Linked DNA regions of Homo sapiens: region 1 is linked to region 2. A link is a loop called in an ENCODE intact Hi-C map of the cell type or tissue named here. Cell type or tissue: psoas muscle. All regions are shown on one strand.

Evidence for each region. A loop is a pair of places that touch in the nucleus more often than their neighbours do. Peaks named below come from ENCODE experiments on the same cell type or tissue, not always from the same donor. Only the 100,000 strongest peaks of a DNase experiment are listed, where the experiment ranks them.
Region 1: it touches region 2 in a loop (2.4-fold over the local background); 4 of 110 quality-filtered maps call a loop at or near these places.

Annotation. Positions count from the first base shown.
Region 1 is chr5:32,089,708-32,097,707 of GRCh38, reverse strand. PDZD2 (PDZ domain containing 2) reads right to left here. Exons shown (of 25, transcript NM_178140.4): 20 at 6,533-8,000; 21 at 4,684-4,801; 22 at 328-429. It overlaps LOC105374711 (a long non-coding RNA gene), which reads left to right. Exons shown (of 4, transcript XR_007058716.1): 4 at 1-4,097. Among named protein-coding and RNA genes, the nearest start is that of GOLPH3, 81 kb to the left of the region's middle. RefSeq lists enhancers at 1-4, 4,370-4,429, 4,078-4,577, 4,882-5,051, 4,578-5,079. In psoas muscle, a CTCF peak has its summit at 4,285 (motif pointing right); no DNase peak of the experiment used is centred here.
Region 2 is chr5:31,635,841-31,643,840 of GRCh38, reverse strand. It overlaps PDZD2 (PDZ domain containing 2), which reads right to left and starts at 4,710. Exons shown (of 25, transcript NM_178140.4): 1 at 4,404-4,710. RefSeq lists a silencer at 4,407-4,756. In psoas muscle, a CTCF peak has its summit at 4,536; DNase peaks (open chromatin) are centred at 4,810, 5,320 and 7,710; H3K4me3 peaks cover 2,406 bases; H3K27ac peaks cover 850 bases; H3K27me3 peaks cover 671 bases.

The DNA of each region.
Region 1 (8,000 bases), 450 kb before region 2:
CGGGAGTAATTGTATAAACACAAGTTTGGCCAGTTGATTCTAATGTTTTCTACTGCTTAAAATATGGAGGTAAATTATAAGGCTATAGCGAATTGTGTTTATAGGGATTGGAAATGGCCTATACATGTCAGCTCTGTGTTAAAAATGCTTGTCTTTTGTCAACGAAAACCTTACGTACTACTTCTCCCACTTCTCCCTTTTTATGTTGGTAGCTGGGAATGAAATCCAGCAATCTCTGAACCCGCTGATTGGAATTTGTGCCCTGATCACATTCTGAGGCTGCTTGAGGGGGGATTTTCCTGAGAGCCTAATGACTCTGTCACTTACCGTGATTGATTTTGGCTCCACATCTGTCCCTCCTGCCACACTGAATCCCAGACCTGAGCCTTCTTTTCTATTCAAGACTATGAAGCAAACATCTTCTTCATTCTAGTGAAAACAAACAAAAATTATCCTTTGAGCTACAGCTGCAAAAAATTAAGAAAGAAAAACATATCCCCTTGGGCCAGGAGTAAGGAAGCTCTGATGTCAGTCCTCTTGGAGGGGCTTTTCACCACAGGCCCTAAAGGTTCTTTGGCTCTCAGCCAGGCATGGTGGCTCACGCCTGTAATCCCAACACTCTGGGAAGCCAAGGGGGCGGATCTCTTGAGCCCAAGAGTTCGAGTCCAGCCTGGGCAATGTGGCAAAACCCTGTCTCTACAAAAATCAGCCAGGTGTGGTGTTGCACACTTGTAGTCCCAGCTACTCAAGAGGCTGAGGTGGGAGGATTACCTAAGCCCGGAAGGTCACGGCTGCAGTGAGCCATGATCACGCCACTGCACTTCAGCCTGGTTGACAGAGTGAGACCTTGTCTCAAAAAAAAAAAAAAAAAAAAAAAATCATAGTACATAATTTGATCATGATGGGAATCCTTTATTCTGTAATTCTTTAAGTCTACAATTTAGCAAAGCCAGTCCTAGCAACAGCAGAAAGATAAGCGTCAGTGGCAAGAGGCAGGATAAGAGCATATCAAGGCCATGTTTTCTACATCTCCCTCCCCATCATTGGATTTCAGGTACAATTAATTAACTGATGCCAAAAAAATAGCATGGCTAGGCGCAGTGGCTCACGCCTGTAATCCCAGTGCTTTGGGAGGCCAAGGCGGGCGGATCACCTGAGGTCAGGAGTTCGAGACCAGCCTAGTCAACATGGCGAAACCCCGTCTCTACTGAAAAATACAAAAATTAGCCGGGCGTGGTGGCGGACACCTGTAATTCCAGCTACTTGGGAGGCTGAGGCAGGAGAATCGCTTGAACCCAGCGGGCAGAGGTTGCAGTGAGTGGAGATCATGCCAGTTGCACTCCAGCCTGGGTGATGGAGTGAGGCTCTGTCTCAAAAAACCCCCAAAGTTCACTCAAACCAAAACCTAGACTGTCCCGCAGAACTTTTGGGGGAGTTGGGAGGTTGACTTCATGGGCACCTTCAACCATATGTATGCTCACACACGGATTGATGGGGAGAAAGAGGTTGACTAAGCTTTCCAAACAAAAATGGGAATACGGGACCCAGTAAATGGTCTTTGTCCAGCTTCTAGGAGGTAATGTGGTGCTGAAAATAGGAACACTTCTCAGATATTTCAATGTCTTATGGGAGCAAAGAGACAATATTTGAAAATGAGGCCTCCTACGCCGGGTGCGGTGGCTCACGCCTGTAATCCCAGCACTTTGGGAGGCGGAGGCAGGTGGTTCACATGGTCAGGAGATGGAGCCCATCCTGGCTAACACGGTGAAACCCCGTCTCTACTAAAAAAAAAAAAAAAAAAAAGCCGGGCATGGTGGCGGGCACCAGTAGTCCCAGCTACTCGGGAGGCTGAGGCAGGAGAATGGCGTGAACCCAGGAGGTGGAGCTTGCAGTGAGCCGAGATCACGCCACTGCACTCCAGCCTGGGCAACAGAGCGAGACTCCATCTCAAGAAAAGAAAAAAAAAAAGGAGAAGGAAAAAAAAAAAGAAAATGAGGCCCTCCTGCATTCCAGGACAAGTTAAATCACAAAAATTTCAATGTATTCACATTTTTTTCCAGTGGTGTTTAAGGACACAGATATGCTAGAAGCTGACTATTGCGCCAAATTTTGCCTCTGAGAGCCTCAGCACAGTCTCAGGGCGGCCAGATCAACCATCAAGAGCTCTCCAAGGTTTGGGTGTGTTGAAGTCAGGAGGCCAGGGTTTGTTTTCAGCCTCGAAGCCTCGAATCTCTCACAGCACTGCCAAGGACACAGAAAATAGTTTTGTGCAGTTCTATTTTTAGTACCTGCAAACCATACTCATTGGAAAAAGCAAGGCAGGAAGCTTCTAGACTGAGGATGGCAGAGTAAGGATAGCCCTGCTCAACGCTCCTCTCTGAAGACAGTGAGAAAATAAAGGGAAAAGAACGCCGTGTTCTGATATGTAGGAATGATCTTCAAACCAAACCACAACCCTGCCTCGTGGTGAGCGTGAGTAGTAGGGGGTGAGGAAGGCCCTAGAATAAGCCACCCTCGGGCAGCACTGTGGCATGCTGGCCATACTTTGTTTGAGGTTCCTGAAGATGTACATCTTGCTTGTGGTTGGCTGGACAGTCTGGTCTTCTCCTCTGACATTTCATCTAACACTAAAATGTCTGGGGTAAAGGGGGCCTGGCAACGTGTGACCCCACCTGTGCCCCCTTGACTGGTGGTCTCAGAATGAGACTTTCACACATGAAATCCTTCCTTATTGTAATAACAAGTGGGAGGAGGAAGAGAGATGAGGGGCTATTCCCTTTTACTGAAAGCGGAAGTGCTTAGCATCTCAAGACATTTTGTTTTTCTTTCAGAGACAGGGTCTTGCTCTGTCACCCAGGCTGGAGTGCGCTGGCACGATCATAGCTCACTGAGCCTCAAACTACTGGACCCAAGTGATTCTCCTGCTTCAGATTCCCATGTAGGTAGGACTACAGGCATATACCACCACGCCTGGCTAATTTTTTAAATTTAATCTTTTTTTTTTTTTTTTGAGAGATGAGGGGTCTCACTATGTTGATGAGGCTGGTCTCGAACTCCTGGCCTCAGATGATCCTCCTGTCAAGGCATGTCTTAACTGCACAGACCCAAATCAGCGGCTGAGAATCAGAAGGGAGTGGAACCTGAAGGGACTGGTCTCCTTTATTCCAACCTCTCTCCTCGCCTCCTGGCCAACTCCTTACTAGGTGCCAAGGCTGGCTGTTGGCTGAGAAACCACACAGCCCCTCTATATTTGAATTTCTGGAACAGCATTCTTAGATGACTTCAGTGACCCAGGTATACTACCACTAAAGAAACATTCATATTTATTTCTCTAAATAGAAAATATTCATTCATTAGGGTTCAAATCTCTACGTATAGCCCCAAGAAATTGATCTTCAGATTAGTATCCTAGATGTGAACCTGTGGTTTCTTCTGTCAATGTTTATTGTCACAACTGATTTACTGAAAGATTTTATTTGTAATTCCTTGTACTCCAGGGTTCAGATGCTCTTCTACAGGTGACATTTGAACAACACAGGCTCAAACTGTACAGGTCCACTCACACTCAGGGTTTCTTCAGCCTCTTTATCCTTGAGGCAGCAAGACCAACCCCTCCCTCCTTCTCAGGCTACTCAGTGTGAAGATGACAAGGATGAAGCCCTTTATGATGAACCACTTCCACTTAATGAATAGTAAATACACTTTCTCTTATGACTTTTTTTTTTTAATTGAGATGAAGTCTTGCTCTGTCACCCAGGCTGGAATGCAGTGGTGCAATCTTAGCTCATGTCAACCTCTGCCTCCTAAGTTCAAGCAATCCTCTCGCCTTAGCCTCCTGAGTCGCTGAGACTACAGGCACCCACCACCATGTCCAGCTAATTTTTGTATTTTTAGTAGAGACAGGGTTTCACCATATTGGCCAGGCTGGTCTTGAACTCCTGACCTCAAGTGATCTGCCCGCCTTGGCCTCCCAAAGTTCTGAGATTACAGGTGTAAGCCACTGCACCTGGCCTCTTAGGATTTTCTTAATAACGTTCTATTATCTCTAACTTACGTTGTTGTAAGAAGACAGTATATAATACATATAACTGACAAAACTTGTGTTAATTGACTGTTTATGTTATCAGTAAGGTTTCCGGTCAACAGTAGGTTGTTAGTAGTTAAGTTTTTGGGAGAGTTAAAAGTTATATGTGGATTTTCCACTGCTCGAAGGTCAGTGCCCCAACCCTCATGTTGTTCAGGGGTCCACCATATTTCAGGGCAACGGCGGGACTACACCAATGTAACTCTTCTCTCACCAGCAGGTGGCTCCCTTGACTAGTTTATGTCCACAGTTAGGTGGCGAGAGGTATTTCCGAGATGACTAGCTCTGCTTTGAGGACTCTCTGCAAACAAACTCCACACATAGGAGTTAGGAGAATGGTAACTAGTTGCTACTTGGGGGATGAAAACAGCAGTGACACCCATCTGGCACCTGAACATTCAAGACAAGGTCTAGCTTCTGAAGCTGGCTAGCAGCACGTGAGGCCAAAGTCAGACTGAGCTGTGAAACTCGCAACCCAAGGCAGTCCTCCCTCTCCAGGACTCGGGGCGGGCTCTCCTCGGCTGTCTGGGCAGGCAGCACATACCTGGGCACTCACGCGGCCGCAATTCATGTTCCTGAGCTTTCTGTGTTTCACTCACCTCTGATTGTGCTTTCGCTTCCTGAATGAGAGTTAGGATGGTAGATTTCGATCCCACTGACGATAAAACAGACTGTAATCTTTGCTGGTCCCCCGCTGAGACTAGAAGTTGATCCAAACTAAATAATATAAATATATTTGAAGAACATTAAAGAAAAAAGCAATTTCTTCATTTTATAAGAATGCATTTAAAATGATCTCCTTTCTACTATACAAAAGAGAACAGGTATTTTCTGCTCTCTTTTGGTCAAAACTTCCATTCCAAACTAATGGAAGAATAAATCCTGAGTGCTGAACAGAAATGTCATTCACTGCCAATGGCAAGGGGAACTGCTATGAATTCAGAGATCCCCTCAAGAAGTTATGGGACCAATGCTGGAGCTTAACAGGACACTTCTGACATGTTTTAAAATATTCAATACATATGTTCAAGTGAAATATTTTTATTTTTATTGAGATGGAGTCTAGCTCTGTCACCCAGGCTGGAGTGCAGTGGCACGATCTCAGCTCACTGCAACCTCTACCTCCTGGGTTCAAGCTATTCTCGTGCCTCAGCCTCCCGAGTAGTTGGGATCACAGGCACCTGCCACCACGCCTGGCTAATTTTTTATTTTTAGTAGAGATAGGGTTTCACCATATTGGCCAGGCTGGTCTTGAACTCCTGACCTCAAGTGATCCGCCTGCCTTGGTCTCCCAAAGTGCTGGGACTATAGGCCTGAGCCACTGGGCCTGGCTTTTTTTTTTTTTTTTTCGAGATTGAGTCTTACTCTGTTGCCCAGGCTGGAGTGCAGTGACGCGATCTCAGCTCACTGCAACATCAGCCTCCTGGGTTCAAGCGATTCTCCTGCCTCAGCCTCCCAAGTAGGTGGGATTACAGGCGCCTGCCACCATCCCCAGCTAATTTTTGTATTTTTAGTAGAGATGGGGTTTCACCATGTTGGCCAGGCTGGTCTTGAACTCCTCACCTTAAGTGATCTGCCCGGCTCAGCCTCCTAAAGTGCTGGGATTACAGGTGTGAGCCACCACGGCTGGCCTCAAGTGAAATATTTTTAAATATGTTAGAAATTCTCCGTTTAACTCCAGCCACCTCCAAAGTCCAAATTCCCCCGTGCTGTGCTCTCTCTTCCTCTGCATGCCCCTCTCATGTTGCTTTTGCTTAAGTGCCATGTCCTCTAGAAGCCTCTCCTCAGAGCGACACTTTGGTAAACATGTTTCCCTGCAGGCACTTTTATTTTTCCAGCAGTGATATTAAAAACCAAGGGCACTAAAATGGAATGTAGTATCCTGGATCCTGGGACAGAAAAACGATATTAGCAGAATTTATTCAGCAAAATCTGAATGAAGTCTGTAGTTAATGGTATTGCTCCAACATTAATTTCTTACTTTTGACGAATGGACCGTGGTTATGAGAGATGTGAACATTAGGAAGAGTGGGTAAGAAGTGGCCGGGTGCAGTGGCTCACACCTGTAATCCCGGCACTTTGGGAGGCCGAGGCAGGCGGATCACAAGGTTAGGAGTTTGAGACCAGCCTGACCAACATGGTGAAACCCCGTCTCTATTAAAAATACAAAAATTAGCCAGGTGTGGTGGTGCACGCCTGTAATCCCAGCTACTCAGGAGGCTGAGGCAGGAGAATCGCTTGAACCCGGGAGGCAGAGGTTGCAGTGAGCCGAGATCGCGCCATTGCACTCCAGCCTGGGCGACAGAGCGATGCTCCATCTCAAAAAAAAAAAAAAAAAAAAAAAGTAAGTGGGAACTCTGCATTATCTTTGCAACTTTTCTATAAATCTAAAACTATTCCAAAATGAAACAAGTTTATCTGAAATAAAAGTAGTGGGCAGATACTTACTTAACTGACCAGCTTCTTCTAAAAGGCAGATCCTGGGCAGCTTCACCCGTATCACTGGCTGAACTGGGTGTCTCAGCAGCACTGGTTTTAGGGCCACTTCCTCCTGGACAGGCCCTGTTCCCGCCCTTCTCGGGACACGAAACGCCTCCAGCAGGAGGGCCAGGTGACCTCCTGGGGGTGATCTCCAGCTCAGTTTTGAAGAGCACGGCGCTCGGCCCTGCTGAGTAATCCTCGCTGCAGAGCTTGTCAAGGTCAGGCATGCTCAAGGCTCTCAGCTCCTGGAGCTTGGAGCGGGACACGGGCGAGGGCTGCGTGTGGCGTACCGAGGACTTGTTCCTCTTAACAGGAGAAGCCAGGGTCATCGTTGGGGTGGGAATTCCCAAAGGACCAAGTGATTTCTTTAGTTCCGAATCAGAGCCCTTGCTACTGGTCTCTGGTGGGTTCTGCCGAGAGATGGTCAGTGTCATGATTGAGGGAGACTTGGCCATCTGGGGCAGGAGGGTGCCGGCTTCGCTTTGGTTTTCGCTGCAGGAACTCAAGCTGCGTCTCAACAACCTTGCTGCTGCGTCACCTGGGTGGCCCAGGCTCCCGGAAACAATGCTGCCGGAAGACCGCCTCCCAATGGGAGGCTTGGAGCTCACCGACAAAAATGGGGAAGCCCCGGACTTGGCTACAGGCCGGTCAGCATTGGCCAGGTTCTCAAAAGACTTGATCCGCTGCTTCACAGAGAAAAATGAGGTAGATTCATGGGGCCAGTTCTGCTCATAGCAGTAGTGTCGTCTGGTGACTTTGATTTTGTCTGTGACTAGGCAGCTCGTCTCCTGGACTGAAATGATATCCCCTTCATCTGTGGCTGGAAGATTCCTCGATGTGTCCAGCAGCGGCTTTACACTATATATGCCCTGTCCATTAGCCAGGCTGGGAAGACCACCTCTGGATGCCTTTGCCTCGGGGACAACACTGCTTGTCACAGGGACCTGGCTGTCCCGAGAGCGACCCAGGCTGTGTGGGGGGTGACCCTCCCGTCCAAAATGGCTTGAGAACTGGGCTGGCATGGAGTAGGTCCTGGTCGCTGGCCTTGGGGTGAAGTAGAGATGGTCCTCCCCCGAGGGGCCCCCTGGAATGCTGTTTCTGGGCACCCCTCGGGAGTCTGACATCAGGCTTGATTTTCCCTGGGAGTATTCTGCCTTTCTAATGGCTGTTTGAAGGGAGGAGGAGGAGGACGCCAGTTTTGCCATGCTGAATGATCGTGACATTTCCTGCTCTGCCTGGGAGGCATGAGATGGGAGTGAGGATGGATGACTTGTGGATGATTCTGCGACCTGGCGATAGAGCCTGATTTCACTCTTCTCCTGACAGTTGCCCTGGGCCAAGCACCCTCCCCGTCTGTCGCTTTCAGCTGGCTTGTTACCACATACAGTCTCTGACACTGCTTCAGCAGAAATCTCCACGATTTTCAGCTGGTTTG
Region 2 (8,000 bases):
AAAAAAAAAAAAATTATTCACATTTTCCCCAATTTCATTTAATTTGGCACATATCTACTTAGTGTTTAGTAAGTCAAATGCTCCTTTTCTTTCCCGCTTCACTAATAAGTGAGACTGTTTTTTCATCTTTTCAACTATAATCAAAGACCCATTAATAAAACCAAGGGGGATTGCAGATTTTTAATTCTTCCTCAGCCACCTGCATCTTGGCCAACACCACTGCTATTGAAAGACAAGAGTTCCCCAGATCAAGCAACTGTGTTTTGTGACTCTAGTTCTGGTTGTCTAATGGGGCAAGTTCTCTGTTTTTCTGGGCCTTAGCTTCCTCAAATGCAGGTGTTACCGAGTGTGAGTGCATGATGCCCTTCCAAACCATGGAGGACAGAGGAGACTGTCCAGCCTCTTCCTGCCTTGCACCTGGTAACTGGATCTTTGCAAAAGAGAGGGACATTAAATTTAGACGCAGCACTGCAACAAGCCAATGGATTAAAAGGCAGAAATCTTGAAGGATTTGTCAAGGTGCAAACAGGGAGACCCAACTGCTCAGAGTAGTCCAAAACTTTTCATCCACAGCTGAAAGAAAGCTTCAGGCAAGTCTGCTAAAAACTCCTGCCTTCTCCATTCCACTGGGCTCTCACTGACTTTGGTGAGAGGTTTATGCATTTCTGGACACACTGTTCGAAAGGACCCCCTATACAGCAGATGCGGTCATGGAGGGCCTTCCAAACACACCTTAGTACCTCTTTCGATTCCTCCTAAGAACAACCCTGTGAAGTAGCGACTGCATCAATTTTATACATGAGCAAATGGAGGCTTCAACATTTCTAATCATCTGGCCCAGCAGGAAGTTCTCTGCACTGCTAGGATTCCAGCCAAAGCCTCTGACCCCAACTCAGGAGTCCTTCCTTTCCCTCCTGGCTGCCTCCACTGGTGCCAGGTGCCGGGTTTGCTTCCCCTGGCAGGCAGCAGTACCGCAGCCCTTTCCTCCAGGCCCCAGCTTCACGAAGTGACCCCAGGTCTCAGCAAATGCCTCCCCTGTTTTCCTCATTCTCTCCAGGGCCTCACCAACCTCTGCTTCCCTCTGGCCTTCCAGAGAAGGCAGATGCCAGGATTGTTCTTTCCCTGCACTTGCTCACCTCTTCCAGCCCAAACACCCCTGATCTAGCTTCTCTACTCTCTCCCACATCTCTTTTGTTTACCAAACATGCCTGGGAGGGAGAATGGAGGGACTCTCATGAATAAACCCTCCTTCAATGCTACAACCTCCTCAAAATACTGTGGATTATTTTCAAACAGCACACTTCTGGATCCAGTGTCTATACCTGCAGTTTCACTGTCTTGGCAATCATTGTCTCCTTCTTCCCTTGCAGCCTGGCTTCATGAACACCCCTTGCAGACACTGTTCTATCAGTGGCCTTTTCCTATCATCCTTCTGGGGATGGGCGTCTCTGAGACATCCCTGCCTCTCCACTTGTCTGCTAACCTCTCTCATGGGCTTGTCTGCATAGCTCTTCCTGTCCTTGAAACTCAACTCTGACCTCAGCATCCTCCCTGGTGCTGCGGGGATGTGTCTGAGGGCAGAAGAAAGAAGCTGAAAACTTGAGTCTCTAAGTCTGTCTTCTTAAAGAGATTCAGCCTCTCTTTGGATTTGCTCCTGACCTTTTGTGGGTTCATCTTTGGAATTTGTCCCCTTGTGGATGGTGCAGTAGGAGAGACCTTCCAACAGAGATGCCCCCACCACCATGGTCCGAGTCACTTAGGCCCACATGATCAAAGGCAAGGGGGTATCCACAGCTCTGTGTTATCTTGTTCAGCTCACCAGGCCTGGAGCCTCTGGGAGAGGGTTTCCACAACACCCTACAGTATGATCAGCCGGGGGTAGTGGGGTCTGGGGTGTTCCCTCTGCCTCTTTTCCTGTCTAACCTGAGGAAGTTGATTAGCAACTGTTCCAGGCCTTATCTGGGTATGAAAAAAATAAGGCCCTAAAGAAACACACCCAGGGCAGCATGGTGAGTGTGCTAAAGGGTTGTGTAGGAGCAGAACGAGGGGCCAGGTTGGGCGCAGTGACTCATGCCTCTAATTCCAGCACGTTGGGAGACCAAGACACCAGGATCACTTGAGCCCAGGAGTTCGAGACCAGCATAAGCAACATGGTGAAACCCATCTCCACAAAAAACACAAAAATTATCTGGTTGTGGTAACACACACCTGTGATCCCAGTTACTCAGGAGGCTGAGGTGGGAGGATTGCTTGAGTCTGGGCAACAATGAGACCCAGTCTCAAAAAAAAAAAATATCTCACACATCTCCCTACTATCTGGAGAACTAAGTTCCTCTGAGTCCTTAGTTCCTCTGAGTCCTTAGTTCCTCTGAGTCCTTAGCACTGAGTCCTAACTCAGGATCAACCTCTCGACTTCTACCTAAGAGCTCCTCCACAAAGCCTTTCAGATCCTCTCTGGCAAAAGTGACTTCTTTTTCCTCCATACTCCCAAAATGTTTTATTTGGACCACTCTTCAGGTACTTTACTCACTTAATTATCTCTTCACTCCTTCATCCAATAAACACATGGCGTCTACTACATGCAGCATGTGCACTGGTCTGCACCATAGTGCTTAGCAGGCTTCTCTCCCTTCTCCTGCTGGACAGAAACTGACAAACTGACAGCAGCGAGGGAGCATCTTTCATCTAAGCATATCCTGGAACCTCGAAGCCTCCTCAGCCTCCAGCACAGCAAACCACAGGTATTCCAAAAATAAAATGATTGAAATGAACAGAGAAATTATCATAAGTTTCCTTAAATAGTAAACTGCCATAAAGTACATGCAAAATCAATTTCAGCGATAGATTTAAAGTATAATTCAATATTTTTCCAGGAGCATATTAACTATGTCAAGGTAGGTACATTTATATACTTTACATGGTTCTGATTTTTCCTCTCCTAGCACCTGCCACCCCCCTACTCCTACACCTAACCCCCGCAACACACACACTCACTCACACAACTAGGTGGTTATTATAGGAGCAGAAGCTCTGGGCCCATCCTAATGGAAGAAGGAATTCATGAAGCCAGAACCACCACCTACAGCCAGGGGTGTGTTCTGAGACATTCTCTTCTGCCCCCACAAGCAGCACTCCCACTTCACACCTGCCAACCTGTACCTATCTGGCCACCACCCAGAAGTCACAACCCACAAAAGCTGGCCCAGTAGAGATGCCAGGCCCCTAAAGCCCTCCAGTGTTCAGAGACCCCACTGGAGAACAGGCCCTGAAGGTCCAGGGGGTCTCTCTGCAAGGACAGATCAGGGCATCACTTACTGCAGCCACTCAGCAACCACTTCCAGTAGTTTCATTGCGATTTGTCAAGGCAAACATATCCACCTACCCTACCTTTGGTGGAGGCAAGAGGTTAGGCCAGCTGCAGGGGACAGACTCAGACTCAGCTCCATCCCCCAACACTGCCCAACGGCCAGTCCCAGGGCAGGTCTGGAGCTCTGGAATGCCCTCGTGCCTGCCATTCCAGTCTCTGCGACCAGCCCATGCCAGACCTTGTCCTCTTCCCACTCCAGTGTCCCTTATCAAGGTCTCTGCATAGATTTGGGCTGCCGAGGACAGCTTCTGGCAAACTCCTGCCAGGGGTCCTGGACCCTCCTGCTGCTGAATTCAGCCTTGCGCTTTAATGGATTTTCCAAATAGCGGGGACCACAGGCAGCTCAAAGACTTAAAACACAAACGCAAACCCGAGGGAGGGAGAGAGGAACAGAGGGAGGGAGAAACCAGATTTTAGGAGAAACTCGACTTCAGAGAGAGAGCAGGATTTCCCTATCACTATGTTCCCCATCTCCCCGGCAGACGCCAATAACCGGCCCTAAGATGCCCTTGATCTTTGCGCGCCCCCTGCATTCCCTCGCCCCGCGTCTAACGTCTCATCTGGGCAAAGAGGCGGGGGTTGAGAGATGAAACAAGCCCGAGGGAGGATGGTCCCCAAGACATTACCTGAGGCCGGAGTACCTGAGTACCTCCACTCCTGTCGGAGGAAGGGACCAGAAGACGGCCCAGGGATGGGGACCCGGGATGCGCGCCCGAGCAGGAGGTCCCGGCCCTGTCTTGAGTACCCCCGGCAGTGCGTCTCCGGTTGTCCCGCTGTCTCGGTCCCGCTCTGTCTAGCCCCCTCCCCTGGGCTGCGCCCTCCCCGTCCCCGGCCGGATGCTAGAGGAGTTTGCGCCGCCCAACGTGGGACCCCGGTTCGGCGTCCTCACTCCCCGCCCTGCCAGGGCTGGGATTCCCGCACCCGGATTTGTAGCTAAACTTTCCTGGGCACACACGGTCTCGGGGGTGCCGGGCCTCCCCCATCCCCTGCCCACCCGGAGCCGCGCGTCCCGGCTGCAGCGGGACGGTCGCTTCACCTGCTCGCGGCTTGGCCGAGGCTCCCGCGGCTTCCTCGCGCGTCCAGACCCAGGCGCCGCCCGGCGGGTCCCCGCGCAGCTGCCGCCACCGCGGCCACCACCGGTGCCGCCGCCGCGCCTGCCCCGAGCTGCAGAGCCGCGGTTCGCCGGCAGCCGCGGGAGGCGCAATCCCGGTGCCTTGGGTTCGGCCTGCGGCTCCTCGGCTGCCTGCAGCCGCCGCCCCGCCGCGTCCCGCTGCCCGGGGCCGGCACGCACCGGCGCTGGGGTCCGCTCCTCGCCTCGCTGCGCAGGGGATCCGCCGAGCCTCCAGGATGGGCGGGGATTCCCTCCCCCTGGTTGATTCGAGGGGCGGGAACTCCCTTCCCCGAGTGACAGGGACGGGGGGCGGGGATTCCCCTGCAGGAATAACAAGGTGGGCGGGGATTTCCCCGAGCGAGCCCCGCCGCGGGCAAGGCGTCTCTCTGGGTGAGCCAGGAGTCCTGGTGCGCCCGCTTCAGAAACCTGGGGATCGTGGGAGGAAGGCATCCAGGGAGATGGCTGCTCCGAATCTCCATACAGGCGGGGCTTAGGGCGCCATCTAGGTGGAACAGAGCGAGCTAGGGGACGTGAAGTTGCCTCTGCATAGCACTTTACACAGCAAAGAGAAAAATGTCAGTTACCTTATCAAAGAATGGGGCGGAGGGGCCACAGGAGATGGGGGAAGAGCTAACCACTCACCCCAAGCTACCCTTAGCCTCTGGTCCTTGGGATACCAAAGGTAATTTAGCACTGGTACGAGGATTTCGGGGAGAGGGGACCTCTTGGCACCTCAGAGCTGCTTAATCCCCCAGTTAAGCCCCTGGGGGGGAATCCCATGGCCCTGGGGTGGTGGTTTTGGTCCCATGAGCACTAGCCACGAGCTCCTGCCGAGTGGACTGTGAGAGCTAATGCCAGCCGCCCTTGGCTCCCGTCCAGGTCACTCGAGGAACCGAGCCTCAGGCTTTTGGGATCCTTCATTCCGGTGGATTTTCAGGAAGGCCTTCAAATATTTTTGGTTCTTTTTTTGTCATCCTTGTCATTCTGCCTACCAAAGGGAGAGGATGATAAGAACATAATAGGAAGACTGCACAGCTCTGCAAATTAAGCTCTCTTAAGAGGAAAAAGCTGGTCTTTTTCAAGTGCTGGCAGATAAGAGTAAAAACATATGAAAAATTGCAAAACCTGGGATAATGAATAGTTGAATAATGCTTTTGACATTTTCTACAGAACAGTAATTGGAAATCTTTGCTTTCGGGGGGATGGGGATGGGACAGGGCAGGCCCCAGCTGCAGTTCTGCCCAGCAAGGCAATAAACTCTGGCCTCTCCGAAAAGCAGGCAGACATAAATCACCTGCGCAGACCGGACAGCGCTGTCCCACCACACCAGAGACCAGAGTGGGCCCAAGGCATTTGGAGGTGGTATTGTCCTCAGGGGCTGGGGTGGAGAAGTTCTTGATTTCAGCTGTTCTTCAGCTTTTATAATTACCAGGCCATTGAGATCAATGCTTGCACAAATCCAAGCATCGTATATGACAAGCTGGGCACTCAGGCACTCAGAGCTTCTCTTCCTATGTGTAAATAGAGAAAACACCTACCATGCAGGATTGCTGGAACTAGCAGTAACACAGCTATTCAGCACAGCACTTAGGAGGTGCTCAATGAAATGGTAACCATTATCAATGAAAGGTATCATTGGGACACTACAAAAAAATCCTTCTAGAAGGATCAAACAGGGCTGGTGCTTTCTGTTTTTTCCACAATCCCAGGCCCATCTTCCACCACTCTGTCCCGTGTTTTCTCAGCCTCTGTACCCAGCACATACCTTGGGCCTACCTCCCTCAGCACCAATGAAAAGTTTGCTGAATCAATGAATATGCAAATAAATGTATCACTCAAACTGTAGTCACTGCTATTTCTTATCCACTCCATCCCCAACTCTTTCATTCCAGCCATGTACTCCTAATCTGTAAATTCTGTTTCCTCTGCCAGAGTGACATTCTCACTCTCCTGTGTCTGCTGAAATCCCAAGGAGGTAAATGTCATCTCTACTGGAAAGGCTTCTCTGATCATCAGAACAAACATCACGTTTCCTCTGCCTTGTTAATTGCTGCAATGGTAGCACTTTATGCAAATTGCTCATCTAACCCTTGTCAGGTGTATTATGTTGTAGGAATTATGGCGTTTTGTCTCACATATTTCTAGCTTGTGAGTTCTTGGAGGTAAGAGAACTTAAAGCTTATTGTTTGTGTTCCCAAAGCCTAGGGTGGCATGGTGTCCGACCCAATAGCCACTCAATAAATATTTGCTGAATTAAAATGAATTGTTAGGTATATACATGTATGTTATATGTGGCATATATTATGTATAAATACAATATATACAGATGTATTTTATAATCTGTCTCCTTCAGACATGGCCCTGCTGACCTGCTTTAAATACTTCGTTTCAATCACTTTTCAGCTGATATTTTCCAGATATTTTTGGCAAGTTCTTATCTGCTAATAATAGCTCAATTCACAGAGGTCAATCAAATGCATGGAAATTTTGTTTTGCCCTTGCAGTCTTGTCAATTTGGAAAGCTGACAACTGAGGGCATTTATTTTCCAATGTTTGAAGATCAAAATGTAAATCCTTTTTGCCCCCTTGTTAAACATTTAGTCACAGATTAGTATTTCTATCAAAGTTGCCATTTTAATTTAGTGCTCATAATATATGTGATGTGGAGGAGGAGGAGGCTGTATATAGAATATCTAAGACTTCAGAGCAAAGGAAGATTAAAATGATAAACAAAGAAAAAATGTGTGATCCCAAGCTATATCAGTGACAGAATGTAGCGTGGTTTAGGTGAGTCCAAGTAGATTCTCATGGATTGCAGTGCCATGTGGTTTACTTCTGAGCTTTCTCCCTCTATGAAGAAAAATCTACAGACCAGGCAGCTGAAACTAAAACTGGAGGTTTGCTTACCAACTCTTGAAAAGACTGCTTTCCATCTTTCCGCCTCAGCTGCTCTTCCAAGTAAATTTCAAGGGAGGAGAAGTAGCCTTAGTCAACAACTGGCTCAATTCCCTTTCTCCTCCCAGCCTCTGTGGGTTCATTTTATCTCCAAAACAGATTCTAGCTTCCTGTTTACCTAGCGAATTACCCTTTTTTCTTTCTTCCACAAATTCCTGGCCACTAACTCTTCCATTCATGACCTCACGCTAGAACGAGCCATCTCCTGGCCAAGAAAGGGGCTTAAAAAGAACAAATGAGGCCAAGTGCCCTGGCTCATGCCTGTAATCCCAGCACTTTGGAAGGCCGAGAGGGGCGGATCACTTGAGGTCAGGAGTTCGAGACCAGCCTGGCCAACAGGGTGAAACCCAGCTTCTGCTAAAAATGCAAAAGTTAGCTGGGCATGATAGCGGGCGCCTGTAATCCCAGCTACTGGGGAGGCTGAGGCAGGAGAATTGCTTGAGCCTGGGAGGTGAAGTTTGCAGTAAGCCAAGATCACGCCACTGTACTCCTCTCTGGGAGTCAGAGCAAGACTCCGTCTCAAAGAAAAAGAACAAATGAGTGACGATGGTAGTAAAACATTAAGTC